3 separate regions of the Mus musculus genome follow, and regions 1 and 3 are each linked to region 2. The links are chromatin loops, found by intact Hi-C in ENCODE. Cell type or tissue: heart. All regions are shown on one strand. Links, peaks and the distances in the headings refer to the core of each region. The heading gives the core; the rest is flanking DNA.

Region 1 (10,834 bases), core at 864-8,863, 150 kb before region 2:
TGCTAGTCAGGCAAACTGAGGGATGCCCCATGCTCCACACTAGTGGTTCTCCACCTGTGAGTCGTGGCCCCTTTGGGAAGTCAAATAACCCTTTCACAGGGGTTACCTAAGACCATTGGAAAATGCAGATATTTACGTTAGAACTCCGAACAGTAGCAAAATTACAGGTATGAAGTAGCAATGAAAATAATTTTATGTTTGGGGATCACCAGAACAGGAGGAACTGTGTTAAGAGGTCACGTCATTAGGCACCTCTGCTCTACAGTGAACTGTGTTGCTAAACTGTGACACTCCATAGGCCATGCTAGTAGGAATATGGAAGACATTGGTGCTAAGGGTATTTTGAACTGTGCATACCTGGCTCTAGAGGTTTCAGTGAAGAAGAATTTTAGTATGTGTCCTAAGAGTGTTCTTGTGGTATCTTGGTGAAGAAAGTGGCTTTGTTTTGCCTTTGTTTGAGGGGTCTACCTGAGACAAAGGTAAAGAGATTTATATTAATTGCATTGACAAAGGAAGTCTCAAAGAAGCCCAGCAGAGACTTTGCTCTTATTCTATGGTTTAGCCTCATGAAGAGCATTTTGATCAAGCATAGCAAGCTTCAAAAGGAAAAGTACAAAATGGAAAAGAACAAAATGTATGGTTCAAAGAATAAAGGGGCAGCAGGAAGTAGAATGGAGCTGAATCCTGCATTCAAGGAGATAAACAGATTAAGGGAGTGTCGACCTCTTGGCAAGGTTCCACACAGCTAAGCTTATTGTTTATGTGTTTGCAGTTGAACAAGGGCACTGCCTGATTATGGTTTTCATTTGGACTTTTAATCTGGAATGAACTACAATCCAGAAATGGAGGAGACAGGCTTTTGATCTGCACCTTGAGGGAATAGTGACCATGGAAAGCTTAGGGTACAGGCCTTGAATCCCAGGAGACAGAGGCAAGCAGATCTCTGAGTTCAAGATCAGTCTCTAAAGCAAGTTCCAAAATAGCCAAGCTTAGGTAGTAAAGGAGCTGGAAAACAGAAAGCTGGTGATAATGTAACAGAACAAGGGGGTCAGGTTCCATCCCCAGCAAACAACAGACCTTGGCAGCTTTGGCCATGTAGCTCTGGCTTTAGAGTCAAGAATAGAAAGGACTACTAGAACAATTGATGCTTGTTGGCTGGAGCTAAGAAATTAGCAGTGATTAAGAAGAGACCAACATCATTGATCTGAGAAGTAACATTTTGGGGGGACCTAAGGAAGCTGTGTTCCAGGGATAGCCAAGGTGCCTTGTGCTTCAGCTGGAGTCGGTAAGAGTCACCCAGGTGATACTGGTTTTGAAGGCATAAAGGGGTCGTGGAGAGCAGCTGAGGCATGTCATTGTGAAAGGCCAAGGAAGGCCACTGGTGAAGAGGCCCAGGACTGAAGGGATCATGCAAAGAAGTTGAGGCTTGGCACCATGAAGGTAGTCTATGAGAGGCGATGGGTGAAGCTTAGATGCAGTGAAAAACCCCATGTATTAGAGATGCCAGTACCATAGAATGACTACAAAGAACAGCAGCAGTAGCGACATGGAGCCAACCAGAGCCTAGAGTGCTACAGAGGGCAGAGCTAGGCAAGAGAGCCAAGTCCTTTGGAGGAGCCCAAAAGATCATGTGTGGATCCCAGACATTGTAACAAGAAGCTGTGAAGTCAAAGTTGCCTTGGAGACCCCAAGGTGTTAGAGACGTCAAAGCCATGGGATTTCTGCTGAGGAAAGCGGCTAAGTGGGAGTGAAACCAGTGCAGGAGGAAGAAGTTTGTTGTAGTCAACAAAGATGAGAGGAGTTGGAGATTTCAAGAGCACTTTGACATCAGATGTGGAGATGAAGAAGTTGGAGTTTACCCAGCTGGTCCAGGATTTCTTCACTGTGATGTTTTGGTATGGTAATGTATATCCCGTGATGTTTGAGGTTTGTCATCTGTTTTTTGATTTTGACTTTATAGGAGATTACAGCTAAGTGATTGAATAAATCTCAAAAAAGACTTTGAACTTTGGACTTTGAACATTGTTGAGACTGCTATAGACTAAGGGGACTTTTGAAATTAGACTAAATATATTTTTGCTGTATTTATGTATTGCCCCTGATATTATCATGTCTTTGAATAAGCCTCTGGAGGCCAGGGAGTGGAATGTGGTCGTTTGAATACACTAGGCTCAGGGGTAGCACTATTAGTGAAGTGTGGCCTTGTTGAAGTAGGTGTGGCCTTGTTGGAGGAAGTGTGTCACTGTGGAGGTGGGTTCTGAGTCCCTCCTCCCATTTACATGGGGCATAGTCTTCTGTTTGCCTTTGGAACAAGGTGTAGAACTCTCAGCTCCCCCAGTACCATGCCTGCCTGGACGCTGCCATGCTTCCAGCCATGATGATAATTGACTGAACCTCTGAACCTGTAAGCCAGCCACAATTAAATGTTTTTCATAAGAGGTACCTTGGTCATGGTGTTTCTTCACAGCAATGGAGACTCTAAAACACCTCAAAATAAACACACACACACACACACACACACACACACACACACACACACCAAAACAAAGCATAGAAAACATCTCATCGTGGTAGCTGTAGTATCTCACAATGTGTCTCACAGTGTATTCCTCTGTCCACACAGCTTCACTCGCAAATATTCACTGCAAGGAGTCATTGGTCTGGTTTGAGCTTCTGTGACACCATCAATATTGGATTCTCACCAGGACTCCCATTGTTGCTCTGCATCATGAAGATCCTGCAGCTTTGGAACAGTAGGTCTGGTCCTTTCACAAATCCCAACCATTTGCAGACGATATTGATTTTGGGGTGGGCCAACTTAGAGCCCTGGATCTGGGCCTGGGTGGCAGCTGAGCTGGTCAGCAAGCTGGCTTTCCCTTATCTGCACCACCAGGGCAAGCTCTCTAGCACTGCTCTGGCTAGGCTAACCATCAGTAGGAGACAGGGTCAACTCTCCTGGTCTCATGCCTTCAGGCAGCTCACCGTAGCCTTTGCCATCAGGGCCAGCTCCACTGCATTGCCCAGGTGAGGTGCAGGGCCCACTCTCCTGAATGCTATAGCTAGCAAGAGGTCAGGGCTAGCTCTCTCACTCTTATGCCCTTGGAGCCCGCTCTCCTGGCTACTGCAAAGGTTCAGGGTCAGGGTCAGAGAGGGCATCACCCCTGCACCTAAGTCACGCTCCTGCAGACAAATGACAGAGGCAGCTATCCTGTGCTCTTTACCTCAGGGCTGGCTTACCTGTCCTCCCCCTGACCCCCACCAGAGGCAGCTCTACTGTGCTGTCCAGATGAGGTGCCCCACCTGCTGTCCAGAGTGCTGCAGCTGGCACCCACACCACCAGGCAAGGGAGGGCCAGCTCTCCCTTGATCTTGCCCTCAGGGCTGGCTCACCTGAGGCCCCTCTGATCGTCAACTTGATGGGATTTAGAATCATATAGGAGACAGACGAACTTCTGAGCATGTCTATGAGGGCATTTTCTGAGAGGTGTAGTTGAGGTGAGAACGTGGGCAACACCATTCCACAGGCTGCGTTCCCAGTCTGAGGAAACAGGAGAAAGAGAAGGGAACGCCACCATTCACCTCTCTGCTTCACATCTGTGGCTACTGTCACCATCTGCCCTGTACTTTGGCTGCCATGTCTTCCCCACCATGGTGGACTGGCCCCTCAAAATGTAAGACAGGATGAAAAGTATTTCATCACAGAGATGAGCAAAACAAGCAAAACAGAAGCAAGCCGAAGACAGGAAAGAGAAATCAGAAAGAGAAATGAGGATAGCAAGACAACAACAGAGCGGGCGGGGTGGGGGGAGGAACAGAAACAGAAACATTGACAGAAACAGGAGCCTGGGAGCTGAGCCAGCCTCTCTGGGTGGTGGGGCCCTCCCTCACCCCTGTGGGCACACCCAGGGCCATTGAAACTTCCTGGAACTCTTTGATAGTCAGTAATTTAGTCCACACCTCCCAGGATGGAAGTTAGCCAGGTTATTTATTAGTCAAGAGATTTGGAAACATTATTTATGTTTTCTGAGCTTCGGATTTTCCCCTCTGAAGATGGGAGTAATAGGCACAGAATTGTGAGGAGTTAAAGGCGTAAATGCTGAAAGCCTTGAACTTTGCTAAGATTGAATGCGTTATCAGCAAGTGGGAATGATTATTACTGCTGGGTTTAGTTGCCAGATACAACAAATAGAGAGAGAAAATAGATAATCCCTCTAATCAATTACTAAACACATTTCTCACGGTGAGACTCATATTCGAGTTTTTAAAGATTAGTTTAAATGTAGATTATTTTTTTTATCAGAATCTCCCAATTTTAAAAATGTTTGTAAGTACTTAAAATCTCTCTGTCTCTGTCTCTGTCTCTCTGTCTCTCTGTCTCTCTGTCTCTCTCTCTCTCTCTCTCACACACACACACACACACAGAGTAAATAAATGTTAAAAAAAATATTGAAACAGAACAACACAAAGGCCTCTGATTGTATCACTTCCCAGCTGTTCTAGAAGAATCTCTGGCACAGATATTGTCTTTATTTTAAAACCCGTATTCTGTTCATCTCCGGTCTCTCTGGTACTTCTCTTTTTTAAAGCTCTGGATTATAATAACATCAGTTATCCTGATTCCTGAGGTTTGGTATCCTGTCAAGTCTGTGCCCTCGATCCCAGTTCTCGAGTTCTGGCCTAAGGGGTTAACCCTGTAGCAGGAAACCAGTCCACCCTCCCTGCCGCCTCTCCCAGCTGCCAGAGGGGCAGCAGTCACTCCCCCTAGAGCAGGTGGGTGCTTGCGGAACGCAGACCAGCTTCTATAGCCAAAGGGAACAGTATCTACCAGGGGATACTGTTAAGAAACCAATCTACCAAGGGAGGAAGAACACATTCCAAAGACGGTCAGGAATTATTTCTAGAATATTTATTTTCTTAAGTTCTTGGCACTTCCGCCTCCTCTTCTTTGCTAAGGAAATGCACAGGCTGCTTTCCAGGGGATGTCTGTCAGTAGCAGCCCTCCCAGTTCACAGACAGCCTTTCCTCTTTGTTCTGCCGCAAAAGGCACAGGGAAGCCATTCAAAGGAGCTCTGCCTCAGAGGAGAAGCTGGTTTCCCTGAAGTATCTCTGCTCTGGGGCTTCGGAGTATGACCCAATCAAAATTAACCAACTCATCCTAATATAAGGCAGAAGCTGATGGGGCAGTCTACTTTTCAGTCTCAAAATCTACGGCCTTTTTGGTGTACCCATTTCACTGACCTGCCTTGTGGGGACTTTCTGATGGCACAAGCCAACGGCTGTGAATGTACCCATGCTGATACTTTGAATGTTAGAGATTTTGTTCACCATGGATTTTAGAAACTAAGTTTTACTTAAATGATTTACATTAAAATATTATTTGATTCCTGAATTGATTTGGCACCCCAGGCTGTATCTCCTTTGTCTCTTTGTCTCACTCTACCGGCCCTACAGCAAGAAACTACTGAGAGGCCAGCCTGTGCAAGCTGGCCACAGTGCTCCCAGCTGCCTGCCTTCTCTGACTCTTGTGCTCACTGTTCTGTTCCCCCAGGTCTTCCAGGAAGCCTGACTGATCAGAATGGCCCAGAGAGAACAGGTGAGTACCCAAGTGGGTACAGGGACAAGACACCCTTGCTTGCTTTTTTGCCAGAGGGGTCAATGATGCTACAGTAGACTGGCTCTTGCCCTACTGCTTTGAGTGAATTAGCATAACGAAGCTCTTTTCTGGGAAGGGGACTCTTCAGGACCTAACTTCCATGGATCCCCCCTCATCAGCCTTTAGGGAAACAGAAGGAACATTTTGATCAAGGTTTTTCTTAGAAAAGCCCTCCGTGGACCTGTTATGGGAAATGAAGCTGGTTTTGTTTTCTTTGATTAATCACAGTGCCCTGTTTCCAAAAGCAAATGTGGCCTTGCGTCCTCCTAGGCACAGGCTGTGCTGTGAAGGAGAGGGCTTGAAGCTGTCCCCAGGACCCACGCAGCCTTGTTTTCTTCATCCTGTACGCTCTGCGGAGTTCAGGTTACTCCCTTTTTTCCTTTGTGATTTCTGCCCAGTAGAACCAGATCTTTAAAGATTTCTTTACAGTTCCTTGAAAGCTGGAGTGGAGAAGCCAGCTGTGAATTATATAACAGCAAGGTCATTTTTTAAAGCAACAGTGGCTTCCTATATAGGCAAGGGGTATTTCCCAGCCAGTTTCTAAGTATAAAGAAAAGCCTATGAATTTTGTGAAGAAAAATCAAGGAGATTCTATCTACGGTCCCACCCCTACTGTCCTCTCTCACTACTTTGGTCAGGAAAAGATAATTCCTAAGATGATGGTGGGGGGGGGTGGTTGGGGGGGCGTGTATGGGGAGGGCGGGATGGGGATGGGGAGTGTGGGTGCAAGTGGTTATGACAAGATGACCAAAACAACTACTAAAGCAACCAAAAGCCTCCCAAAGCCTTTTTGAAGAAAGACGGGGGTGGGGGTGGGGATTTTGTTCTCTTTCTTCAGGTGGACAGAGAGCCATTATTCTTGTTCAAAGTCACAATAAAAGCAGAGAAGAGGGGGAGAAAGCTGTCTAAAGTATATCTTTGTTTTCACTTAAGAGTCAGGGAGCTTTATAAATAGCCAGCCTGGCTTTTTCTTTCAGGGGAGCCCCACGCTTCAATTTAAGCTCTGCAGAAGCCTCAGCTGCTTTCCTTTCTTTGTCTGTAGACTAAACATCCCTCCGAAGTGCAGCCCCCTCTCTGGCATCACCCAGGGGCCCTGCTCCTTGACTCTAGATAGTGATTTTTCAATGAAGGGCAATTTTGCCTTCTAAGAGGACATTCTGCAACATCTGGTGTGTGTGTGTGTGTGTGTGTGTGTGTCTGTCTGTCTGTCTGTCTGTCTGTCTGTGTCCTGTCTCCAAAAGCAAACATGGATTGTCAGAAGGAGCATAGCTTATGCAGTGAAGGACAGTGCTTGAAGCACAGTCCCCAGTATCCTCTCAGCCCTGTCATCAGAGACCTGCTCTTCAGCCTGCACCTTCCAGGTAGTTCAGGTTAGTCTTTTTTTCTTTGTGTTTTTCTGCCAGTAGGAACATGCTGCCAGCATGTTAGTAGAAGTAGACTAGGGATGCTTACATATGACCCCCAACACACAAATGGATTGTTGAAAATGCATGTAGTGCTGACCCTGAGAAACCTCGGTCCACACCATGCCAGGAAATCGAGTGGAAACTCTCAGCTTTGAGGATTGCTAAGAATCAGGCTGCCTTGCAGCAGGCTTGGCCTCTCTCCAACGGCTGCTGTGAGAGAGTCAAAGCTGCTGTAGGAAATGCCCTCTGGCTGTGGTCAAGGGTCCCCCGTGGAGTTGACTATGGGGACACACAGCAAGCACATCGTCTGGACCTGGTGTTTTATAATTTATAGTCACAGGGCGCCTGTCTCCATTTAGCAGCAAGCCACCTGGCAACTGTCCTGCCAGGGAGGAAGCAGTTATGCAGAGGCCTACAGCCCCAGTCAGCTGACAGCCCGTGGTATATGGAGATGGGAGTGCTCAGAGGCACCTGGAAATAGACCCGACATAGATGGCTGAGCACGAGGTACCCCTTCAGACCCATCCGTCAGCAGCAGGCCCTGCCAGAGGATGGCCTATTGAACATTTCCAGGAATAGCACCAGGAGCCTGTCAACTGCTTTCTTGGAAATACACTCAATAAGGATGGCTGTCCTCCAGCCGGCAGAGCAGAAAGCCTGGCCTGGACCAGAAATGGCAGCTCCTGGAGGCAGCCTTCCTTAGGACCTTGAGAATGGGGCATCTGTTCTTTTGGGCTGCTTGTGGAACTTCCATCAGTTGCTGGAGTCACTCAGGGTGGAAAGGGACGTTGAGATGGCCTGCAGAGGCTCCAGGTCCAGCTTCCTTCAGACAGCTTGGTGCCCTTCACACGCATAAAAATATCAACAGGCAGGAAGGTGACAGGTTAGATGACAAGCTCTTGTCAGCAGTGAGAATTCACATCGCCTGGCAGTGAACACCTACACACCTTCTCTTATAAATTTCACCCCTAAGGACACCCAAAGGAGCTCCAGAAAGGGGGTTCTTTCTTTAAAGCCCCCATCTTCCAGTCATTCTGAGAATATATCAAATATATAGCAAAAATGAAAGAAAAAGCTTACAATTTAATTGACTCACTCCTACTATATGCAAATCAACCTTTTCTTTCAGGGAGGCCTGATGTGTCTGTTGGCATTTGGCTAACCTGGAACCTCCCTTGACCTTTGGTTCAGGAAGGGCACATGTGGTGTGGTTGGACTCAAAGAGCTCCTACAGACCCAGGCATGGGTGTCCTGCATGAACAAGAGACCCCAAACTCTCTGGAACATTCAGGAAATATTGTTCAATCCTATTTTTTTTTCAATCCTATCTTTTGAATTGTGAGAGAATTATAAAGTTTATCATAGAGCATTTTATCTTGAAGGGCTACAAGAAAACATTTGATGCCTACACAGAGCCACCATGAGCTGGGGATCACAGTGCCAGATACTGAAATTAGACTTGTTTTAGATAAACAAGAAATTGCTTTTTGACGCATGTCCCAAATATTTGCCATTTAGTCCAAACTCAGATGAACTGGGCATTGTTTGTTTTGTTAAATCTGGCCATCCATTTGGGGAGGAAGAGTGGGCTACTTATTAAGTTATGATGGGAAACATAAAGAAAAAAAGTTAATAGAAAAACATTTCAGGCAATCAAGGAGGAAGGAGAAGGGTATTGAGAGAGAGGGAAAAAGAGAGAGAGACTGGAAAGAAGCAGAGACAGGCAGAGTGAGAGAAATAGAGCACTGAGGAGAGAGAGATGGGGAGGAGAGTCTCTGTGGAGGATATGAAGGATCTGGGAAATGATGTCTGCACAGGGTGCCATCTCCCTGGGATGTGCTCATGGGTTGGCTAGCCCCTGCTCCTGCATCTTCTGATGTACTTGTCTGGCAAAACTCACAGTGGCTGCCAGAGAGACATGAGTCTCCAAGCTGCAACTGCACCATTTATATCCATATTACCACAGATTGGGTTGTTCAAGATACTGACCTCCTGAAATGGAGTCCTACAAATCAGACCAGGCCTGAATGGCACCCCCGAACCCAATAAAAAGTGAGTTCCCCTACCACACGGAGACTCATAAGCAGAGCCTCTCTCTGTCTGAGCTGGTCTCTGTTTTACCCATAAGGAAAGGGACTTTGAGTGGCAGTTCCCTTCTTAGCCCTGATCTGTATTTCTCTACTAAAGCCTGCCTATTCTTAAATCACTGGAGTCGTTTCTACGGTGGCCCCATTTAAGAGTTCCCAGATATTTGTCTGAGTCATCTGCTGGGTGGAGCTTCTCAAAGGACATCTTGCTCCTGTCTGCAAGCATAACAGAGTATCCTTAATAGGCTTAGGAGTTAGTGCTTGCCCCTGGGACAGGTCTCAAGTAGGGCTGGTTATTGGTTGGGCATTCCCTCAGTCTCTCCTCCATTCCCCATGCCTGTATTACATGTAAACAGGATTCATTTTAGGTTGAAAATTTTGTGGGTGGGTTGATGTCCCTATCTCTCCAAAGGGGTTCCTGTCTGGCTACAGAAGGTGGCCTTTTCCGGTTCCATATCACCAATGTTGTGAGTCACAGCTAAAGTCACCCTACACTGCTTCTTGGGCATATCCCTCATCCCAGGTCTCTGTCTTGTCCTAGAGATGCCCTGCACCTCCTCACTCTGGTCAGTTGCAGATTTCCATTCATTTTCATGGCCATCTCTCCTGTCTTTCCCCACACCTGATCCTGAATCCCCCATTCCCCTCCCTATATCCCTCCCTCCTAGTTCACTCCCTCCATCTTCATCTTATGACTATTTTATACAGATACCCACAGCCAAACAGTGGACAGAGCTTGGGGACTCTTATGGAAGAATAACAAGGATTGCAGACTCTGAAGGGGATAGGAATTCCACAGGAAGACCAACCTGGACCCTTGGGGCTGTCAGAGTCTGAGCCATCAACCAAAGAACATAAACAGGCTGGACCTAGGTAGGCCTCCCCACACATATATACCAGGTGTGCAGCTTGGTCTTCATGTGAGTCCAAACAACTGGAGAGGGTGCTATCCCAAAATCTGTTGCCTATACATAGGTTATGTTCTATTAGCTGGGCTGCCTTTTCTGGCTTCAGTGAGAGAGGAAGTGCCTAGCCTTGCAGAGACTTGAAGTGCCAGGGTAAGGGGATAACCCAGGGCATAACCATCTGCTCAGAGAAGAAGGGGAGGAGGGAGGAGGGAGGAGGGAAGGATTGTGGGAGGCTGTGGAGGGGCAGTGAGTAGGATGTAAAGTGAATAAGTAAAAAAAAAAAAAAATTAAATAAAAAAAATCCAGATAAAAGCCAGTGTGATCTTTAAATTCCTCTTGCCAAATAATACTCTTTGACAGGGTGAGACCAAATATTTTAGACCCAATCCAATAGCAGAACAAGGCACCCCTCTCCACTCCCCCCCCCCCATTCCCACATGGTGTGGTCATTAGTAGCTCTTCGGTTTTCAAAGGATTGGAATCGGAACAGTAAAATGGACTCCGTTGCCACAATCTCGTGGAAACGTTCTTGTTGTTGACGATGGTTCAGAATCACTTTGCTAGCTGCTTTGGCTTCAGGGCTGTCATCTTGAGGAGCAGAAGCCCTGGCATCCAACAGCAGAGGCTTCTTGAGTTGCGAGCGCCCTTCTCTTTTACCCACAGATGGAGGTCAGGGTGGCCTAACCCCGAGGAAGGCTTGGCAGCTTTCTGAGGGTGGAGATGAGAACTGGGCCTTCTGACAAAAAAACGCCTGTGCAGGCTGGGCCTGCCAGCTGCTGTG
Region 2 (10,834 bases), core at 1,192-9,191:
AAGATTTCTTCAAACTACAACATAGAATTAACATTTGACCCAGTGGTTCCAATTCTGAAAATGTACACAACAAATTGAAAGAAGAAGAAAAAAAAAACACGAGGAAATTGCACTCACAGGAACATTATTCACAATAAGATTAAAGCACCCAATGGCCCAACAGTGAATGGATGGATGGGTGGATTAAATAACCTGTGCCATATACGTACCACAGGGGCTTGATAACGATGCCATTCCAAGAAAAATAGGGCATTATTTTGGTACACCAAGCACTTCACAATAAGGGCAAGACTGAAGTTCGTCTGGCCTGCCAAATGTGGAGGGGAATTCTGTAGAATAGTCTTATAGGCATAACGGTCAGACTTCAAGCCCCCATTATCCATCTCAGTAGAGAAGACTGTGGTGGTCACTATTCTATGGCTGGGCAGAGACACCAGCACCAAGGCAATTCTTATTAAAGAAAAGCATTTAATTGTGGGCTTGTGTATAGTTTTAGAGGTTTAGTGTGTTGTCATGGAGAGAAGCATGGTGGCACACAGGCGGACATGGTGCTGGAGAAGTAACTGAGAGTCCTGCATCCTAATCCATAGGGGGAGAGAGAGAGAGAGAGAGAGAGAGAGAGAGAGAGAGAGAGAGAGACTGACTGACTCTCTGGGCTTGGCATGGGCTTTTAAAGCCTCAAAGCCCACCCCCAGTGACACACTTCCTCCAACAAGGCCACACCTCCTAATTCTTTTAACCATTCCAAATAGTGCCAGTCCCTGGTAACTAAGCATTCAAATATGTGAGCCTATGGGAAACATTCTCAGTCAAACTACCACAAAGACTGAGGACTGTGACCACACCTCAGCATCCAAGTTGACACCTGTCTTTTAGGCTCTAATGCCAAAGAGAATCTTTACACCCAAATCTCTGCCCCATCAACCTTTACGGCCCTCCACTTTTCCTATTCTCCCCATCTGCAAGCAAAGGGATATGGACACTTCTAAATATGCTAGACTGGGGACAATCATACTAGACTGGAGACCCATCATACTAGACTGGGGACCATCATACTAGGCTGGGGACCATTATACTAGGCTGGGGACTGTCATACTAGTCTAGGACTGTCATACTATCTGAGGACTGTCATACTAGGCTAGGGACCATCATACTAGACTGGAGACCATCATACTAGGCTAGGGACCATCATACTAGTTTGGAACTGTCATACTAGACTGGGGACCATCATACTAGGCTGGGGACCATCACATACTAGGCTGGGGACTGTCATACTAGTCTGGGACTGTCATACTCTCTGGGGACTGTCATACTAGGCTAGGGACCATCATACTAGACTGGAGACCATCATACTAGGCTAGGGACCATCATACTGGTCTGGAACTGTCATACTAGGCTGGGGACCATCATACTAGGTTGAGGACCATGTCATACTAGTCTGGGACTGTCATACTCTCTGGGGACTGTCATACTAGGCTGAGGACTGTCATACTAGGCTAGGGACCATCATACTAGACTGGAACTGTCATACTAGACTGGGGACCATCATACTAGGCTGGGGACCGTCACATACTAGGCTGGGGACTGTCATACTAGTCTGGGACTGTCATACTAGGCTGGGGACCGTCATACTAGATTGGGGACCATCATACTAGTCTGGAACTGTCATACTAGACTGGGGACCATCATACTAGGCTGGGGACCATCACATACTAGGCTGGGGACTGTCATACTAGGCTAGGGACCGTCATACTAGACTGGAGACCATCATACTAGGCTAGGGACCATCATACTAGTCTGGAACTGTCATACTAGGCTGGGGACCATCATACTAGGTTGGGGACCATGTCATACTAGTCTGGGACTGTCATACTCTCTGGGGACTGTCATACTAGGCTGGGGACTGTCATACTAGGCTAGGGACCATCATACTAGACTGGAGACCATCATACTGGGCTAGGGACCATCATACTAGGCTGGGGACCATCATACTAGATTGGGGACCATCATACTAGGCTAGGGAAAATCATATAGGCTGGGGACCGTCATACTAGATTGGGGACCATCATACTAGGCTGGGGACCATCATACTAGGCTGGGGACCATCATGCTAGGCTGGGGACTGTCATACTAGACTGGGGACCATCATACTAGGCTGGGGACCATCATACTAGTCTGGGGACCATCATACTAGACTGGGGACCATCATACTAGGCTGGGGACTGTCATACTAGGGCGGGACTGTCATACTAGGCTGGGAACCGTCGTACTATCCTTATCCTTCTATGTTCTCCTGCCCTTTCAGTGATTTCTCCCCTCCCCCATCTGTGCATTAATTATTTTGTGGGTGTTTTCTCCTCTTTAATCTTGGTAGTTTATTCCAAAGTAGGGTAGAGGAGATGTTTCATTTTACCTTTTAAAAAACAGAAGAGAAGTTTGACTCTTGTTATCATGCCAATGAACCTGGAAGACATTCTGCTAGGTGGAAGCATCCTGTCACAGAAGAATACATGTGATCCCATTTGGGTGAGGTGCCCCTTGCCTCCACCTAACTCCAGAGCCTTTTTGTCCTCTACAAATAGTAGCTCCTCCTGCCTCCCTCCCTTCAACCTCGGCACCTACCATTTAACACTATGTCTCAATGCAGTTGGGCATCCGATGGGTAAACGGGATGATGGTCCTTGGTGTCTCTCTGGCATCGCCTAGCATAGCATCTGCAGATACGTTCATGTCACAGCACAGAAAAGGACAGGTGTCAGCACAAGACACCCTCAACACCAAGTTCTCACCACAGCCATCACTCCAACCCGGGTTTTCTTCTCTTATTCAGTTCACTTAACACATATTTATGGAGTACCTTCGACATGATCTACCATCTTTGGACTGCCCCGTGCTATTGAAGAGAGGAAGACAGGAAGTCCCAGTGCCCAAGATTACACACAGACGGAGACTAAACGGGCAGTTAAGTGAGGTCGCTTCAGGTTGCCCTGAGTCCTCGGAAGTAGCTACAGCAGGGAGCAGGGGATCTACTCACTGCCCAGCAGTCTCAGGGGAGGGAAAAGTGCGCCCACGGTGATAACTGAGGCCTTAGCAGGGATGAGCAGGCCACCAAGGAGGCCGCGGGAAGAGCATATGGGTGAGGAAAGGTCCAGTTAGGGCTTGGTTAAAGAAGGGGAACGAGACTGCCGCCATCGTGAAATGAGCAGAGAGCAGGCGGCCAAGGCCGGCAGGGCAGACCACGAAGGCAACAGGAAAGACGCTGCCCGCTATAGGAGCGCACAGGAGGAGCAGTGGTCTGAACCCCTTATTCAGAGCTCTGCCTGCAGTTGCAGGTAGAGGTGATGACCTGAGCCTCTGCCTTCTTCTGCCTTCATTGTTCTGAGAATGACACAGGCAGGGCCACAGAGAGCCCACCTGCCTGCTCTGGGACTACAGATAACATGGATGGTGGAGGCAAACTTCTCTGTCTTAGTGAGGCTAACAAGCATACTGGACTTGTCTTAATCTTTTTTTTTTTCTTTCTAACTATCCAGGACCCAGTCCTGATTGCTGAGTAGATATTTCCTTGGAACTGAAGCATATGCCCACCTCCACCCCAACTCGAACAGAGGCTTGTTAAGGAAATAAACAAAACTTCTGAGTTTCAAGAAGCTATGGAAATTCACAAGAGGGGCCCTCCCTTCCCAACACCATATAAGGAGTGACACTTTTTTTAAAAAAGATTTATTTATTTATTATATGTAAGTACACTGTAGCTGTCTTCAGACACTCCATAAGAGGGAGTCAGATCTCATTACGGATGGTTGTGAGCCACCATGTGGTTGCTGGGATTTGAACTCAGGACCTTCAAAAGAACAGTCAGTGCTCTTAAGCGCTAAGCCATCTTTCCAACCCGAGCAGTGACACTTACTGGAGGTAGGAGGCCGGGGGAGGGGAGATGGGACTGGAGCCCAGCCAACCTGGGTCACACACACCGGAGAGTTGTGCAGAAAGCTCTGGGGATTATGTGGTTAGCAGTTTGGGGATAAGCTTTTTCAGCAGTGCCACAAGCCTTTGTGTCACCAAGTAGCCCTAATAAATTCACTGGCTCACCACAGTAGAATTGTTCCTTTGGTCTGCCGTGGATGTCCTATCTGGGTCAATAGACATTTCTTCATGTCTCCCCAGAACACACTAATTCTTAATTTCACCTGTTCTTAAAGGCCCAGACCCAGAATCATCCCTTTGTAACACCTCTCAGCCAGCAGCCTTCCTCCTTGGTCTCTAAGGTCCTTCCTGCATCCTTGGTACCTGCATCCTGATACCTGCTCGGCAAGCACTGAGAAACAGCTGCAGCACCCAGATGGGCATCTTGTTTTTAGAGCGTGTTAAGCCTCACAGGCAATGAGTGATGTGAATTCAACATGCAAAATGGCTGGTGCTCAGCCCAGGAGTGTGGTGCAAAGCTGGAAACAGAGTCTAGCCACACTCTGCCTCTGGCTTCACCTAGAGAAGGGCTATGCGGAGAGCAAAAACTCGCAACTTCCTTTGTTAAGTTTGCAACCCAAGAGGGAGGGGAGGCAGAAAAGAGTCCTGGCTGAGGTTCAGGTAAGGCTTGTTGTCATCCCCACCCCCACCCCATTCTGCCTCTCCTCTCTGGCTGTCATCTCAGGCATAGCTCACTCTTATCCCTACAAATATCTCTTCAGTTATCTCCTTTCCCACAAGTTACTTCACCCAAACCAGCAAGCCAGCCCGCTTTCCCAAGCCAGGTCCCTGGCATCCAGAATGTGCCTAATAAAAACACATGTTGTAAAACTAAATGAATGAATGAATGACTTTTTTTCATGCAAAGAAGAACGAGCAAATCAAATGGGGGAGGGGCCGGAGGCTCCCAGATTTTAAAAGAATGTATTGCATTGATAGATTAGATTTTCTCTCTCTCTCTCTCTCTCTCTCTCTCTCTCTCTCTCTCTCTCTCTCTCTCTCTCTCTCTCTGTGTGTGTGTGTGTGTGTGTGTGTGTGTGTGTGTGTATGAAGCCCGGCAGGACTCTCCATTCCGAACAAGCTTTCTTTAACTGGTTTCTCAGTGGGGTAACCTCTCATTTCCCAGGAGCACCAAGAAAGGCAAATCAATATTCACTTAAGATAGCAATGTGCCCTAGAACCACAGGGGCCAAAGGGGTAGAACATCTCAAGACCGCGTCCAAGGTCAAACATAAGTGTGTCCGGAATTATCTCAGTGTAATGAGCCAGCTGGCCCCTGGTGCTTCACAAGACGGCTGGGTAAAGATTCGGGCTGGCCTCAGGCCTTGGCCCAGCAGGGAGCTGAGACGGGGGAAGGGCGCCCTCTGCCGAGGGTGAAGAAAAATACAACCTGGCAGTTGGTGAGCCCTATGCCTAGATTTCACTTCTAGAGGGCCATTTAAAACAAAAAACAAAAAAAACCTCAACCAGAGATCAAGCCAAGGAGCTGTTCCTCACAAGCCCTCTCTTAGCCCCTTCCCTTCAGCCCGGTGGCTAATTGCAGTCCTTGATCCCAAGGAGACAGTGTCCCCCCACTCCTGAGGCCTTCGTTTCTAAGAAAAAGACGGCCGATTATTACTTTTTTTGTTCCCTATTACCTTCCTCATCTTGGGCTCTAGAGCTCCGGAGCTAGGGGTCTTGGTCCTGAGAAAGATCTCAGACACTTTTGAGTAGGAGGGAACTCAGACACACCCTAAAGCCACACACACACACACACACACACACACACACACACACACACACACACACGTCAGTTGCCTGTCTATAAAACTGCGAGGCTGTATTCGACAGTCGGGAGGTTCCAACTCTCGTGGTGCCTGCCTGGTGTCCTATTTTAGACCCAGAATGCGTCCGTCCGCAGAGAGAGAACAGCGGCTAATGAGGGATCGTGAACCAACAGAAACAATGGCTGGGGACCACCTAAGCACTTTCCTCCCCCAGGGAAGGTAGAAATGGCTTTCTAAGGACCTGCGTCTCTTTATTGAATCTTGAGTGACACCTAGTGGTCCACCCGCCTCACCGTTGCCGAGGCTTCTGCTCAGAGGAGCTTTAAGTAAACTGGAGCTCATCTTTGCCTTCAAAGACCTGGGGAATCAAAGACAGCCTCGCTGAAGGTTTCTAGCACTTCCCCGCAAGCATTGTCCTACGTGATTCCGAAAGAAACGCTCTTATCTGGAGAGCTTGCTCAACTGGCACATCGTTCTAGCAGCGAATGTGTTAAGCTAGACGCTCTCCTAGGTACTGGGAACACAGATGTCCCAGTCTAGGCTCCTGCTCTCTAGAAACAGCCTAGGTTGGTGCAGAAAATGGACCCGGGTTTGGGGGAGTGTTTTATTTAAAAAACACCATAGTCCACTGGAAAAATGGAGTGTGTGTGTGTGATTTGTGGATGGAGGAGAGCAGTCACCACTTGAGCTGGGTCCTGGAGGTCAAGTAGCGTGACAGAATAAAAGTGGATTGACAGCCCACAATGTACACATCCTTCCACTCCGTTGTTCAAACAATGAACTTGAGGGCTGCTGGGAAGAGAATCTGTGGGTGTGGTTAAGATCCCCGGGTCTGCCAATCTTAAAAATCTAAAGCTTGTCCAAGGCAGGCCTCGCCCAATCAGCTGAACACTTTAAAGGGACTGGAATGTTCCTGGCAGAAGAGATTGGAGACTCAAAAGGACTCTTGTGGAGTTTTCTCTGATTGGTTGTTCATTAGGAATTTGGCTAGCCGGGAGAGAGCTGAGAGCCAAACTGTGAGAAAGTGAGTTCTGACAGTGGCCAGGGCGCTGGGAGAGAAGCCAAAGCTTGCTTTGCGAAAAACCAAGTCCCAGCTGACGCCTGAGTTTAGCTTTGCAACACCACAGAGAGAGGACTCAGGCTGTCTGTGCTGGTCTATAAAACTATGATTAACCAATTGGAGGGGATTTAAGCTGATAGCTATGCAATGTGTTCAGAAGCCACAGAAAAATGGAGGGGGTTGGCCACTTGGAGAACAAAAGCCATCTGGCCAGCAGGACCATGCAGGCAGACGACAAAGGAAAACGTAGCATTGAGAACAGGCTTTGGATGGGAGGCACAGTGTCCTTGGACAGACTGATGGCTCCCTGTACCCCTGTGTTCACAGCGTAAAATGGAGTCGTCAGTGGTTTAAACCTAGAGTTAGTGGTGTGCCTGCATAGACAGGGCTCGATACAGCTCAGGAACTATCAAGTGGTCAGAAGATGTTAGGCAACTCTAGTTGTAGCTCTTAATCCACAGACAAAGCACTGGGCTGAGAGGCCTTGGTCATGGGTTGGTTTTTTGTTTTGTTTTGTTTTGTTTTGTTTACTGGGATAGGGGGCATCTAAGACTATATATCCCTGACCCTACCTTTGTTCTTACTAAATCAGACTCTATAAGTAAGGCCCAAGGACCTGAACTCACAAAGAGCTTCCAGAACGAGAGGGTGTAACTGCACCATTGCAGTAGTTATACATCAGTAAGCAGCTGGTAGAATACAGAAAAGGCAGTAAGGGCAGGGTGTGCACATGACAGGCTTTGAGGGAGCACCGCACCGTCTAAAGGGGTGAACAGGTCACCAGAGAATGTGCTGGGATCATTCTGAGAGGTGGGTGGGGATGGGGATAATGAGTGGTGTTGTTGGGTTGTGAGAGTCCAGGAATCTTGTGGGCGTGCAGCTGGAACACCATATAGGCAGAAACACTCGAATTCAGGAACCATACTGGGACCGGAATTACAATGTGCGTGAGCACATGATGTCATAGGTGTGGAGAACAGAACTGAAAACATGTGGGCGGAGGTGTGGGCCTCTCTGGAACTGAGAACAAGCCATCAGGAAGACAGGAAAGGTGCTGAGTGGGACATGGGCCAAGGGAGACACTGGTCACCAGTGTCCCTGGCCTTGGAAGATTCCAAAGGGACAAAGTCTGGGAGCTGCTCCATCAATGGCAAGGTCTGCAGCACTCACAGACTATGGCTTGGGAATGGACAGGAAGCAAGAGATGGGTTGTGCTCTTTGGCTTCAGAAGCGAAAAGGGAAAACAGGGTAGAAGCTAGAAATGGGTACACCCTCACCCTGCACCAATTCCGTTGATGTGAACCTAGACACACCATCCATAAACACGGCTGTGGCAGGCCGCCAAGAACCTGCTAACCTTGAACTGCATAGGGCAAGAAGCATAAGGCTCTAAGGAAAGAATGGTTACCTGGTTGCCAGGCCAAGTGTGCAGTTATGCTCCAAAGTGTGCCACAGAGTTCAGGAGGTAAAAAACGACAACTGGGCAGGGGACCTTCTCTCTGGGGACATGAGTGCTGGCTGGCCAAAGGACACTGAGTTGCAGAAGTCCTAGCTAGGGTGAAAGAGCACAAATTCTGTGAGGACCAACTGTATGCTCTGGGGAAAGCTACTTTAGCACTCTCTACTCCAAGAGCTCATCCATTCAGTGGAAACAATAGCCAGACTTCCCCAGGGCCACTCCCTGGGAGAGCCCCCTCAGTGGTGGTTCACAGTGAGGGCTAACACATGGCAGCGGGCCTGAAGAGTGTTTGTATTTTATAAGTCAGACAACGGCAGATCGGCCAGAACCCCCTAGAAATCTCACACAAAACAAGCTGAAGGCCTTGACTATGATCCACGAGGCCACCTGCCACTGTCTTCTCTTAGTCCCTCTCCCTGGGTCCTCACCCCTCCAGCATGGTTGTCCTCATGATGGATGGGTGTGGATCATCAGACACATGGAGCTTTACCCCCGAGACCATGTCCAGGCAGCTACCACCGAGCTTTCTTCTCTGTAGATGTATGTAAGGTGAATGTATGAGAACTTTCTGGAACTTTGGAATGGACACCATTGCCCCACACATCTGTTCAGCTGATGCCTAGACACAGAGAGCAGAACTTAATTTCTAAAGTGAAATTCAGTAGCTAAGGCAAGCACGGCCCCTCTGCTCAAAGAGGAAAGGATTCAGAGCTGAAATGCTGGAACCACACCGCCTAGTTCCAAACCCTGGCTTGGACACCACTCACGTAAGGTCTCTGTGTTGTTCCTCTCCTCATGCAAGACAGGAATAATAGTGATACCTACCTATCTCATAAGGGTTATGAAGATGTATATGTGAATGCACACACATATACACACACATACACACCACACACACACACACACCACATGCCACGCTGCACACCATACCACATACAAACATATACACCACACACACATACACACACCACACACACACATATATATACACACCACACCACACACATATACACATACATATACACATACATACACACACTACACCATACACACACTATACCATATACACACACAGACACCACATGCCATACTGAACATCAGACACACACTATACCATACACACACACAGACACCACATGCCACACTGAACATCACACACACACATATATACATACACACACACACATAGACAAAGGGAGAAAGGGAGGAAGAGAAGGAGAGGGAGAAAGAGAGACAGTGCTGGGTATATGACAAAAAAACCAACAAACAAAACCAGCCTAAGGGCCAACAACATATTCTGCGTGGGAATGCACCAGTCTAGCTGCCCTTTTCATAGGCACTGGTGGAGAACATGGCATCAAGTGCCGAATACATGGTCACTCGCCATCCGCAGCAGCAGCCTGTGTCCGTGCCTGTGTTTATCCCCGACCTGAAGCACCATGGAGTGATACAAAAACATGGGCTTTTATAAGAGGAAATCCTGAGTGTGGGCAGCCCCTGTTCTTCATACTAGGCAGTGACCCCTATCCGTTCTCTTCTAAGGATGTTTGCTAATAACTGTCTCTGAAGAGCTAATACATAATCCTGCCCACACGGTGTTCATGAACACCGGAGCTTCACAGACAATCAGTTCCTGAGAGTGTAGGGTGGAACCGGCATTACTATTGCAACAGGCAGGGTCCTCTGAAGAAACAGAACTGAGCGTGTGTGTGTGTGTGTGTGTGTGTGTGTGTGTGTGTGTGTGTGTGTGTGTGTAAAATGTGGACTGGTAGTCCAACAAGTCTGTCTCACACTGGAGAGGCCAAGTACCTTGTAGTTATGTCTTTGAAGCTGGGTACCTCAATAACCCTAGTCCGGTGCTCCTCTAGAGGACTGGAGGAGTCCTGGAGAGCCTTAGGTCTAAGTTAGAATGCCAGTGACATTAGTTTTAATAGCAGGAGTTTTAATAGTTGGACAGCAACAGGATAGATGAACTTGTCAGCCAGCCTGAGGGCAAGCAGGCACGAACCCTTTTCCTTTTTCCACATCCTTTGGTCTGGGCTGTCACCAGAAGGCTGGGTCTTCCTCCTTCTGATAATCAAGAAAATTCCTCACCAGAGTGCCCAACATCTTGGGTTTTAGCTGATTCCAGAAGCTGTCAACTTGACAGCTGAGGTTGGCCCTCAGAACTGCCGTAGGAAAAGTGAACCCTCGAAGCATAGCTTTATGTCTTTGGACGACTCTGGAATTGCTAGAAGTTGGAGTAAAACCAGAACCAAGAGACAACAAGTTACCCAGACTTCTGGCAAGTCAGAGAGTTTGAGTCCAGGTTGAGTGACTAGACTACTAAGTGTGCCTCACAAATGGCTTCCTCGAGGAACTGCTGTCAGCAGTTGAGTGTGATATTGGGCGAATGAGTGTTCAATTGCATGAGGGATAATCTATCACTCTCTATCGAGAAATCCAGGCACTCGATCTTTTTTGACAGGCAGCACGTATATTCTATTGCCAGGAAGGAAGGCAGTTGTCAAATTCCTAATTTTTCCCTTTGAAAAATTAACATTTAGCTCAAATGTGAGAGCTGGGGGAACACACAAGACCTTA
Region 3 (10,834 bases), core at 850-8,849, 900 kb before region 2:
CTCCCTCCCTTCCTTCCTTCCTTCCTTCCTTCCTCCCTTCCTTCCTTCCCTTCTTCCTTCCTTCCTTCCTTCCTTCCTTCCTTCCTTCCTCCCTCCCTCCCTCCCTCCCTCCCTCCCTGCCTTCCTTCCTTCCTTCCTTCCTTCCTTCCTTCCTTCTCCTCCTCCTCCTCCTCCTTCTTCTTCTCTCTCTCTCCCTTTCTCTCTCTCTCTTTCTTTTTTTTAAAAATTTTTATTAGTTCTTTGTGACTCTAACATCATGCACCCTAATCCCACTAATCCACCTTCCATCCTTGCAACCTCCCCAACACAGAAAAAAAAAATTTCATCATGGAAGCTGTAGTGTGTGACAGTGTGTCCCACAGTATGCCCTTTGGTCCACACTTCTTTGCTTGCAAATGTTCATTGCAATGACTCCTTGGTCTGGTATGAGGCCTCTCTCTTCTACTATTCCATCTATACTAGAACTTCACTGGGACTCTTCTCAGATATCCTGTTGCTGTTCTGTGCTTTGGATCTGTAGGACCTGCCCCTTCAATCACTCCAATAGTTCAATGATTGAGTAGATATTGAGGTGGGCCAATTCAAAGCCCTGGATCTGGGCCTGAGAGGTATCTGAGATGGTCAGGCTGCTAGCTCTCCCACACCCACACCATCAGGGTGAGCTCTCCTGCCCTGTCCCAGCTGGCTTATCCAATGCCACTATCAACAAAGGGCAGAGTCAACTCCCCTATTTGCATACCCTCAAGGCTGGCTCACCCACACCACACCATCAGGGCCAGCTCTACTGTGCTACCCAGGTGAGGTGCAGGACCTGCTCTCCCCAGTGCTGCAGCAGGCAAGGGACAGGGCCAGCCCCCTGCTCTCATTCCTCTCTTCATTGTGCCTACATCCTTCTGTTTCTCTTCCTCTCCCACTTCTCCACCATGTTTTTGCTCCTCTTAGCAGTGCTTGGGTCCTCAGAGCCCCATCAAGAACCAAGATGAAGAAAGTCCCTGGGAGAAGCACATGGAACTGAATCACTTCATCCTCATCCTTGCCCACTCGAGAGAGCAAGCCTCCCCGGAGCAGGCATCTGGCAGCCCATCTTGCCTCCTGCCTGTCTCAGGAGTGCTCCTCCCGCTTCTGCATTATGGCACCCAAGGAGGGGTCATCTTGGGCATGGTCTGTGTCCCTCACCCCCAGGCTTTTGAGGCGCCAGCCTGGTGGTCAACTCAGACTAGGTTCCTGACCCAGCCCCATGATGCTGGTCTGGTGGCTACCTTGGACTCACTCATATTCCTGCCCCACTTGCATGACCCCATGCAAGGGTCTTTTATCTTGGGCTCACTCTGAACTGCCTTGGGCCAGCAGTTCAGGTGGGGGTCTTCTAGTCTCTGGCTCGTTCCCTACCTTGGGAGCTTATCCAAGCCTGCAAAGTGCCAGACTGGTAGTTGTCTCACAATAGCTTCCTATCCTGGGCCCCTGACACTAGATTGGTGGTTGTCTTAGGCTCACCTTTTTCCGGGGGTATCCCAGGTCAGAACACTGAGCATAGACACAGCCTGTCTCGTCTCTGCCACCTACTGACACACATGTGATACAGCAGCCATAACAGCAATGCCTCTAGGGGCAGGATCAGATGCTATTTCTAATCTCATTGCCTTCCAGTATTTAAGTGTGCTATTTGTTAGTTATCTGTGATGCATCTAGCTAGCATTGCTCCATCATTCTGCCTTTTCAGACTGCAGACAACAGTCAATTATGTTATTGTATAACAGCAATAGGCAAGTCTCCACGTGGAAATAAGCTCTCAAAGACCCCATTCAATCTGCCAAGCATTTCTCTCTTAGCTCTTTCTGTATGCCTTATGCCCAAATGATTGCCCCAATATTACTCAGCTTCCCGTTGCTGTAAGTAACCCAGGAACAGATAATTAATGAATAAGAGGCAAGTTAAGCTACTTGCATAAGATCTGGTAGAGCTATTGGGATGGATGGAAGTTATCAGTAGAGAATGCTTGAGACAGAAAATTTTCTCATTGCAAGCCAGAGACTCAGGAAGGAGCCGTGGTCCCACAATCCCCTTGAATGACCTAAGGACTTCCTACCAGATCCCACTGCCCATTAGTGCCACAGTGGGATCGAACCATTAACACAGAAACACTGGAAGACATTCAACATCCAACCTATAGCAATGACTCCTCCAAACCCTGCCCCTAGCTACTGTCATAGAGCTAGCTGTGTCCTGGAGGAACCTGGTTTCCTGCCCAGCCCCATTTGTTGCTCAGAAGTTATCATATTACCTTCAAAACAACAGCTCATGCAGAATGAGCCTGTGGAGAATGATATTCTGAGTTTCTAATAGTCAAAACACTTCCTTTTATTCAAACTTTAATTAGGCCAGACATGGTAGTACATATCAGCAGTCCCAGCAGTTGGGAGGCTAAGGATCATGATTGAGGCCAGCCTGGGATACCAAGGAGACAAGATACACAGACAGACAGACAGACAGACAGACAGACAGACAGACAGATCAATGGGTAAATGCATGAACAGATAGACAGGCAGGTAGATAGATGTTAGCCAGGCATGATGGTCCATGGCTATCATCCCAGCAATTGGGAGGCTAAAGCAAGACAGCTGCATTTGTTTTCTGCCAGAATTTTTTCATTCATTCATTTACTTTTATTTTATGTATATGTGTGCTCTATCTGCATATATAACTGCATGCCAAAAGAGAGCATCAGACCCTAGTATAAATGGTTTGTGCACGACCATATGGTTGTTGGGAATTGAACTCAGGACCTCTGAAAGAGCAGCAAGTCCTCTTAACCACTGAGTCATCTCTTCGGTCCTCCAAAACTGCATTTTTTCCAATTTTTTATTAGTTATTTTCTTCATTTACATTTCAAATGCTATCCCAAAAGTCCCCTATACCCTCCCCGCACCCTGCTCCCCTACCTACCCACTTCCACTTCTTGGCCCTGGCATTCCCCTGTACTGGGGCATATAAAATTTGGAAGACCAAGGGACCTCTCTTCCCATTGATGGCCAACTAGGCCATCTTCTGCTACACGTGCAGCTAGAGACACAAGCTCTGGGTGTACTGGTTAGTTCATATTGTTGTTCCACCTATAGGGTTGCAGAACCCTTCAGCTCCTTGGGTACTTTCTCTAGCTCCTCCGTTGGGGGCCCTGTGTTCCATCCAAGAGATGACTATGATCATCCACTTCTGTATTTGCCAGGCACTGGCATAGCCTCACAAGAGAGAGCTATATCAGGGTCCTGTCAGCAAAGTCTTTCTGGCATATGCAATAGTGTCTGGGCTTGGTGGTTGTATATGGGATGGATCCCCAGGTGGGGCAGTCTCTGGATTGTCCTTCCTTCCGCCTTAGCTCCGAACTTTGTCTCTGTAACTCCTTCCATGGGTATTTTGTTCCCCATTCTAAGAAGGACTGAAGTATCCACACTTTAGTCTTCCTTCTTCTTGATCAAAACTGCATTTTTAGTCCAAGACCAGGTTGTGCTGCATAGAGAGAGTTCCAAGATTAAATAAGCAATAGAAGAAAATAAATTAATTAAAAGTCTAAAGGTGCCATATAAATACACAACCAGACTCCTTTCACAATACAGAAAGTAAGTTCAGCATCAGCCATTCTACCATGAAAGGCCAAGGGGTAGGTCAGTGACAGAGCAATCTTTTATCACGTACATGGATTTGATCCTCACCCCCAGAACTGTTCACACAGAGGAAGCCATTTCCTTGCTTCCGCATGGGTCATGGACAGCAGCAATTCTTTTGTACATATAAGGAAAACATACAAAACCCCACTGTGTAACACCACGTGGTCCCCAGTTGATCAGATTTCCAGCCTGCCACCTCCAAAGTTCTAAAGAGTCTGTGATGGGCAGCTGTAAGAGCTAACTCCTCCTTTAGAGTCCTTATGGGATAACTCAACACACAGCATGTGGGATGCAACTAAGAAAGCACAGAAATTCGGATTTGGGTGTGGGTTTGGCCATGGTCATAGGACTACATGCAGCTGATGAATTTGTCCTTCTTTCATCTACATCTCCGTTCAGCATCGCCATCTAGAATCCCACCATGACTACCCTGATGACTTGCTCTCTCCAGATCACCTGCTTTATACTCTTAGAGTGCTTATTCATTTTATTTTGTGTGCGTGTGAGAGAGAGACAGAGAGAGACAGACAGACAGACAGACTACAGATCAGCCTTGTGCATGCTACGAAAGTTTTTTTTTAAGATTTATTTATTATTAGACATAAGTACATTCGCTGTAGCTGACTTCAGACACCAGAAGAGGGCATCAGATCTCATTAAGGGTGGTTGTGAGCCACCATCTGGTTGATGGGATTTGAACTCAGGACCTTTGGAAGAGCAGTCAGTGCTCTTACCCTCTGAGCCATCTCGCCAGCCCCTAGGAAAGTATTTTTACTGTGACACTGTCTCCAACCAAGCATTTCGTCTTTAAGATCTAGAGGTCAGTGTTCTTACACATTCATTAGAATAAAAACAATCTATTTCCCCACAGCAGACCTTGTTGGCAATTAGTCTAGGCTCCGCCCCACAGTTACCTGGCAACCGCCAGGTGTGCCTGACTCACTATAAAAGGGGCTGCTTGCCCCCTCCTCTTTCTCTTACTCCTGTTCCTGTTCCTTACCCTCTCCCCCCATCCCCCCCAATCTCTCCATGTGCTCACGGCCGGCCTCTACTCCTCTACTATTCTCCTCTCTCTTTTTCTCTTCTCCACCCCACCTCTGCCTTTCTCTCAGCTCACCTCCCCATTCCCTGAATAAACTATCCTATACTATATGTGACTGGTACCTCAGGGGGAAGAGATGTTTCAGCATGCGTCCGCAGGGGCACCCCTTCCCCCACACCTTACCGCACCTACAACCAAACATATCCCTGCATTCTTTCTTTTTATAAAACACGACAGATCTTATGATGGAGGCTGTCACCCAATGGAAGTACCAAGAGCCACTGAATAAATGAATCTGTCACAAGTGGAGCGAAGACCATGAGCATTAACATGTGGGTGTGAGCAGAGACAGAAGGGTAGAGGGAGAGCTTTCTTTCCCATTAGTGGTCTACTGTCCCAATTAGGGATGTTGCAACTCAACCAAAAGAGCCAGTTCTCGGCTTTTATGTCCCTCGATAGTTGAATGGATTCTCCAGGATAGTTTTTGACAAATGGTCTCGCATTTGTCAAATGGCATTAGAAACCCCAGGCTGACTTGGTTGGAGGCGTTCTGCACAGGTTGGCCTACAGAGGGTGCTGGCTCACTTTGAAAAAAAACCAAAAACAACAGAAAGCAGCAGGGCGCTGTCCCTGGAGTCTGAGAAAAAGAAAAGCAAGCACTGCGGTGTAGCTGACGGGAGACTTGATGCTTGTTTTTACACAGTTTGCTTCAAAAACAAAGTTAATGGACAAAATGAAACCATAAAGCAATTTGTGAAGCTGCTAGAGACACACAAAGTGCTCTCCTGTGGAAAAGAACTGGCATCAGGTCTGGGTCTTTCGATGAGAAAGAGAAGCAAAGGGAAGAGAAGCAAGCAAGAGGAGTACTCTGTGAACGTGAAGACTGGGACCCGGGAGGCTGCAGGTTCTGGAGGGAGAGAACGTTGACAAGCCTCTGCAACACACATTCCATCCTTAGGTCATGCTGGGAAATGGGGACCTTAGAGCTTTAAAACCAAATGGGAGATGCCTGTGGACAGTGTGAACCGGGCACACCCCAGCTGCGGCTCAGACCGGCATTGCATCCCTGAAATTTGCTAGGGTTCGTGCTTAGCCCACAGAGAAGAAATGAAGCGGGTGAGTTAACCAGGAAACAAACGGACTCCAGCCATCACGGTGCAGGGTGAGAGTCACACATTTCAAGGGAAAGTTGGAGGGAGATATTCTTAAAGCTGTGACCTACCTGTCTTATCATCACCCAGAACTGTCACTTCCTGAGTTCTTTGTCCGTTCAAGGTCACAGCCATTTTGTGGTACTGCTCAGTGGCTAAACTAGAAACACAGATCAGTACATTGCAGTTGAGGAAATGGAACGGCTTAGCAGTAAAGGCTCTGGCTGCTAAGCCAGGCAGCCCGACTTGAATCCCTGGCATGCAAGCGTCAGAAGGGAGAAGCAACTGTCACAGGTTGTCCCCTGATGTCCACAGTCATGCACATACATCCCCACCCCCCACCTAAAATAAATGAATGAGTTTGTAAAACTCAATGAAGGTCAAGGAATATTTTTGTTTTAACAATGACCCACCTCCCCCAACTACCTTTAAAATCCAACAAAACACATTTTTAATTGTTACAGAGTAGGAAAATATCATTTTTCCCAATGAACTGCTTTAATTAAATTGTTTGAGGGGCTTGAGAGATGGCACAGTAGTTAAGAGTACTGGCTGCTCTTCCAGAGATCCTGAATTCAATTCCCAACAACCACAAGGTGGCTCGCAAACACAAGGTGGCTCACAACCATCCCCACCTCCCCCTCGTGGCATGGGGACAGCTATTCTACCTTTCTGCCCCTACCAGGCACAACAACCTTACGTGCTGACCACCATGAATCAGGGCCAACATGAGACTGCAGATCAGGCAGGTAACAAAGGAGGCAAGTCATGAGTGACTGAGGCTCCAAAGGCTTCACTTGTCAATGTCTGGAAGTGGGGTGAAAGCGAGGGTCAACAATGTGGCAGCGTGGCACTGCATGGCTGGTGGGGGAGACAGCGCATGCTCCACAGAACCCAGCACGCCCCGCCTTCACCGTTCATACTTACCGACACGTGCTTCTGACTAATTGCATCTATAGATCTTTTCAATGTGTACAAGGGTAACAAAATTCCCTTCTCTTAAAAAAATACAGCGTTGCTCTAACTTAGTACGAAGCGGGCACCAAAGTGCCAAGTTCTGATGCAAGTCAGACTGGGACGGAGCTCCTCGAAGGGATTCTCGACATTGCCTGAATAAACAGGCAAACAAAGCTGGAGCATCCAAGAGGATGGTCACAGAGGGTAGAAAGGTACTGAGGGCCAGGGGGAGGCTCCTGCAGCACGGTGGAAACGCTGCCACCAGAGTCTGTGAGCATCTCAAAAAGGTCAGCAAACAGGACTCTCGGCTGGGAGTGTTGTACCTGTTACCTGAGTAATCACAGATGTGAGGCAGGAGCATAACCATGAATTTGAAACCAGGCTAGATTACGTAATAAATTCTAGGCCAGTTCAGAGACAGAGTCAGTGTCTCTCTCTCTCTCTCTCTCTCTCTCTCTCTCTCTCTCTCTCTCTCTCTCTCAAGTAAAAAATAAAGCTTCATAAAAACTCAAATGGAGAGATGGCTTAGTGGTTTAAGAGCACTGACAATTCTTCCATAGGTCCTGAGTTCAGTTCCCAGCAACCACATGGTGGCTCACAACCATCTATAATGGGATCCGATGCCCTCTTCTGATGTGTCTGACGACAGCTACAGTGTACTCACATGCATAAAATAAATAAATCTTTAAAAAAAACAAACAAACAAAAACCGTGAAACAGGAGCTGGAGAGGTGGCTCTGTGGATAAACTCCTTGCCGCACAAGTAAAAGGATCTGTGTTCGGATCCCTCAGCACTCCATGTAAAAGCTGGCCACAGTCTATAGAAGGGATGGAGACAGGCAGGTCCTGGGGGCTCACAGGGAAGCCAGTCTAGTTAACAATGAGCTCCCGATTCAGTCTAAGACTCTATTTCAAAAAAATAAGACTGAGTGTGATAAAAGGAGACACTCAACAATGACCTGTCTCAATATACATACGCACAAAAGAAAGGTGGGCGGAGGACAAGGGCTGCTTTCAGAGTGAGGGATAAACAAGAAATGGGAGTGGAAAGGTGGAATGAGAGGGCAACCTGATGGGCGGGAAGAACAGAGAATGGTTGGCTGAAGGACAGTTTGTTCGTGGGGAGGGTCCCTAAGGGCTGGTTCAGGGCGTGCCCAAGCTGGAAAGCCCCCAGGAAGCAGGAAGCTGACTAAAGTGATTGACAGACACGTTGTTCCATATTTTGTTTGATCGTTTAGAACAAGCGGATCAGATAATCATACACAGGACCAAGAATTGGTGTTTTGCAGTCTTGGTCTAGCCATATTATCAGTAAATAGATGAAAACGAATAAAAAGGAAAGGGAAGGAAAGGGGTGCTCTTAGGTGTGGTGGAGGAGAACGAACGTTTATTGTAGATAAAAGGGAGAATGTAGAGGCAGGGACATTTGGGAGAATCCAGAGCAGACAAGACCAGACTGAGCTGGGCCAGGAGAGGGAGATGAGGGAGGAGATGGGAGAGAGGAACCAGGAGAACAAAAGTACAAAACAGTTAGGTAACCAAAATGTCTGTATTATATAGGGAAGAGCCTCTGGATGGACAGGCAGCTCAGCCTCTGGGCTGCAGAGGTCTGGGTAGAAGGTGGGGTACACCAGCAATACCCTGTAACAGGAAGGGACTGAGGGATGCTCTGCTGGGAGAACCTGAAGGCCAGGTCTGCATTGTCATGTTAAATAGGCACCTCTGCCATTTCTCCGGGGTTTGAAGCATAACATAAATTAGGGAGACATTAAGTCATACAGGAAATTATCCAGAACATAAAGAATTGAGGATTTTCTTAACCTTCTGGCAAAAAAACAAAAACAAAAAAAACTCATACAATCAAAACACAAAGCTGAGATGCAGAGCCTTCCATTTGTGGAAAAAGCGGAAGGAAAGAAGCAGGGATGGTCTGGGTTCCTAGGGAGAACCCTGTGGGCTCTGGGAACTCACAGCTGAGGTGGGGCTGGCTGGCTGAATGGAACTATGAAGTGATCTGAACCCCGCCCAGGTCAAGGAAGCAGGTGTAACCGGAGGTCGTAGTCTGGCCATCTTTGGTCCCCAAAGACATTGGAAACGAGTAGAACCATTTCAGGATGAGGAAGCCAAGAAGAAATGTGGGACAAGAGATCCTTTTAATTTCGCTTAGTCACTGCCATGGCCATTTTAAACATCAAGGAAGTAATACAATTTATCAAATACAAACAAACAAGCAAACAAACAAACCACAAAAGAAAACAGCAGCTGTGACCTAGTGAGGAAAGATAACTTTTAATTATTAGCTACTTTGTTCTTTCATTTCAATTGTTAGGTTGCTGTGAGCTGTGGGGTAAAGTTTTGTCACATTACGTTAACAGCAATGGTGGGGTTCTATGTGTGGACACCGGGCACAGGTGGGACAGCTCTTACCTTCCCATCTCATCAGAGTGTCCTTTAATTGAACTTGAGCTCATTTCTGTCACATCATGTCAGGATTGGTTATCCCTTTCTTATATTCTAAACAACTGGAGACTGTCTTTGAAGATCCTAGCAGCTAACCAGTAAATTCTTGAAAGTTTAAAATATCAAACAACAACAATGTTCACTGCTGGTTTGAGTGCCTGAAGAGGTCCTCCAGACAGATAACTTCTGAGTATAAATTACAATGATTCTAGCAAATTAGCCAATATCTGCTGTGGTGCTTTGAGTAAAAATAGCCCCCATAGGCCATAGGCTCTTAGGACACCATTAGGAGATGTGGCCTCATTGGAGTAGGGGTGGCTTTGTTGGAGGAAGTGTGTCACTAGTGGGTGGGTTTTGAGGTCTCAGTAGCTCAGTCCAGTACACCTTCTGGTGCTCTCAAATCCAGATATAGAACTCTCCACTCCTCCTCATTTTCCTTTATAAGGGTTGGCATGATCATGGTGTCTCTTCACAGCAATGAAACTCTAAGACATGATCTATCAACAAAGGACATTCTATTAAAAACAAAATGTATTCTCAAACTCAGTCATTATTTTATTTTATTTTTATTTACATTTTTCTCCATTTATTTCTTCACTTTACATTCCAATTGCAAACCCCCTCTGCTCCCAGTCCCCCTCCACAGCCCCTCTCCCCATCCCCTTCCCCTTCACCTCCGAGAAGGGGGAACCACCCATCCCCCATACCAACCCACCCTAATACCTCAAGTCATTGCAGGACTAGCTACATTCTCTCCCACTCTGAGACATGACAGCACAGTTATGGAGAGCCGGATCCATAGCCAGGCAACAGAACCAGGGTAAGCACCAACTCTAGTTGTTGGGGGACCTACATAAAGACCAAGATGCACACCTGCTACATATATGTGGAAGGCCTATGTCCTTTGCCCTTTGGTTGCTGGTTCAGTCTCTGAGAGCCTCCCAAGGTTGCAGGTTAGTTGACTCTGTTGGTCTTCTTGTGGCGTCTCTATCCCCTCCTGATTCCTGAATCCTTCCACTGATTCTTCCACAAAACTTCCCAAGCTCCATCTAATGTTTGAGTATGAGTCGCTGCATCTCCTTCCATCAGCTTCTGGGTGGAGCTTCTCAGAGGACAATTCTGCTAGGTTCCTGTCTGCAAGCAATAACACTGTATCACCGTCAGGGGTTGGTTCTTGCCTATGGGACGGGTATCAAGTTAATCCAGTCATAACAGCTTTATTCGTCGTAGCCAGAAACTGGAAACAACCCAGATGTCCCTCTACCAAAAATGGATACAGAAAATGTGCTTCATTTACACAACAGAATACTACTTAAAACCAAGACATCATGAAATTTGCAGCAAATGGATGGTTGGTGAAGATCCACTTTGACTTGAGTTTTATGCAGGGTGATAAATATGAACCTATTTGCATTTTTCTACATGCAGACATTTAGTTAGACCAGATCCACTTGTTGAAGATGCTTTCTTTTTTCCACTGTATGGTTTTGCCTTCCTTGTCAAAAATCAAGTGTCTTTAGTTGTGTGGGTTTATTTCAGGGTCTTCAATTTGATTCCATTGA

What was found. A loop is a pair of places that touch in the nucleus more often than their neighbours do. Peaks named below come from ENCODE experiments on the same cell type or tissue, not always from the same donor. Only the 100,000 strongest peaks of a DNase experiment are listed, where the experiment ranks them.
Region 1: it touches region 2 in a loop (5-fold over the local background); 5 of 42 quality-filtered maps call a loop at or near these places.
Region 3: a loop joins it to region 2, with 2.6 times the contacts of the local background. A loop is called at or near these places in 8 of 42 quality-filtered maps.

The regions. Positions count from the first base shown.
Region 1 is chr10:95,139,763-95,150,596 of GRCm38, reverse strand. It overlaps Gm29684 (predicted gene, 29684), which reads left to right and starts at 4,772. Exons shown (of 4, transcript NR_131146.1): 1 at 4,772-4,882; 2 at 5,548-5,592. In heart, for the core only: CTCF peaks have their summits at 3,275 and 4,737; DNase peaks (open chromatin) are centred at 3,856, 4,866, 4,976, 7,536 and 2 weaker places; H3K4me3 peaks cover 226 bases; H3K27ac peaks cover 5,141 bases.
Region 2 is chr10:94,986,821-94,997,654 of GRCm38, reverse strand. No RefSeq gene overlaps it. Among named protein-coding and RNA genes, the nearest start is that of Gm40744, 31 kb to the right of the region's middle. In heart, for the core only: CTCF peaks have their summits at 5,330 and 6,007 (motif pointing left); DNase peaks (open chromatin) are centred at 5,324, 5,984 and 6,664; H3K4me3 peaks cover 1,586 bases; H3K27ac peaks cover 1,619 bases.
Region 3 is chr10:95,889,382-95,900,215 of GRCm38, reverse strand. It overlaps Gm33377 (a long non-coding RNA gene), which reads right to left. Exons shown (of 5, transcript XR_380700.2): 4 at 5,927-6,015; 5 at 3,405-3,504. Gm24433 (a small nucleolar RNA gene) reads right to left here and starts at 1,613; the gene lies at 1,481-1,613. In heart, for the core only: CTCF peaks have their summits at 1,572 (motif pointing left) and 5,276 (motif pointing right); a DNase peak (open chromatin) is centred at 5,305; H3K4me3 peaks cover 920 bases; H3K27ac peaks cover 847 bases.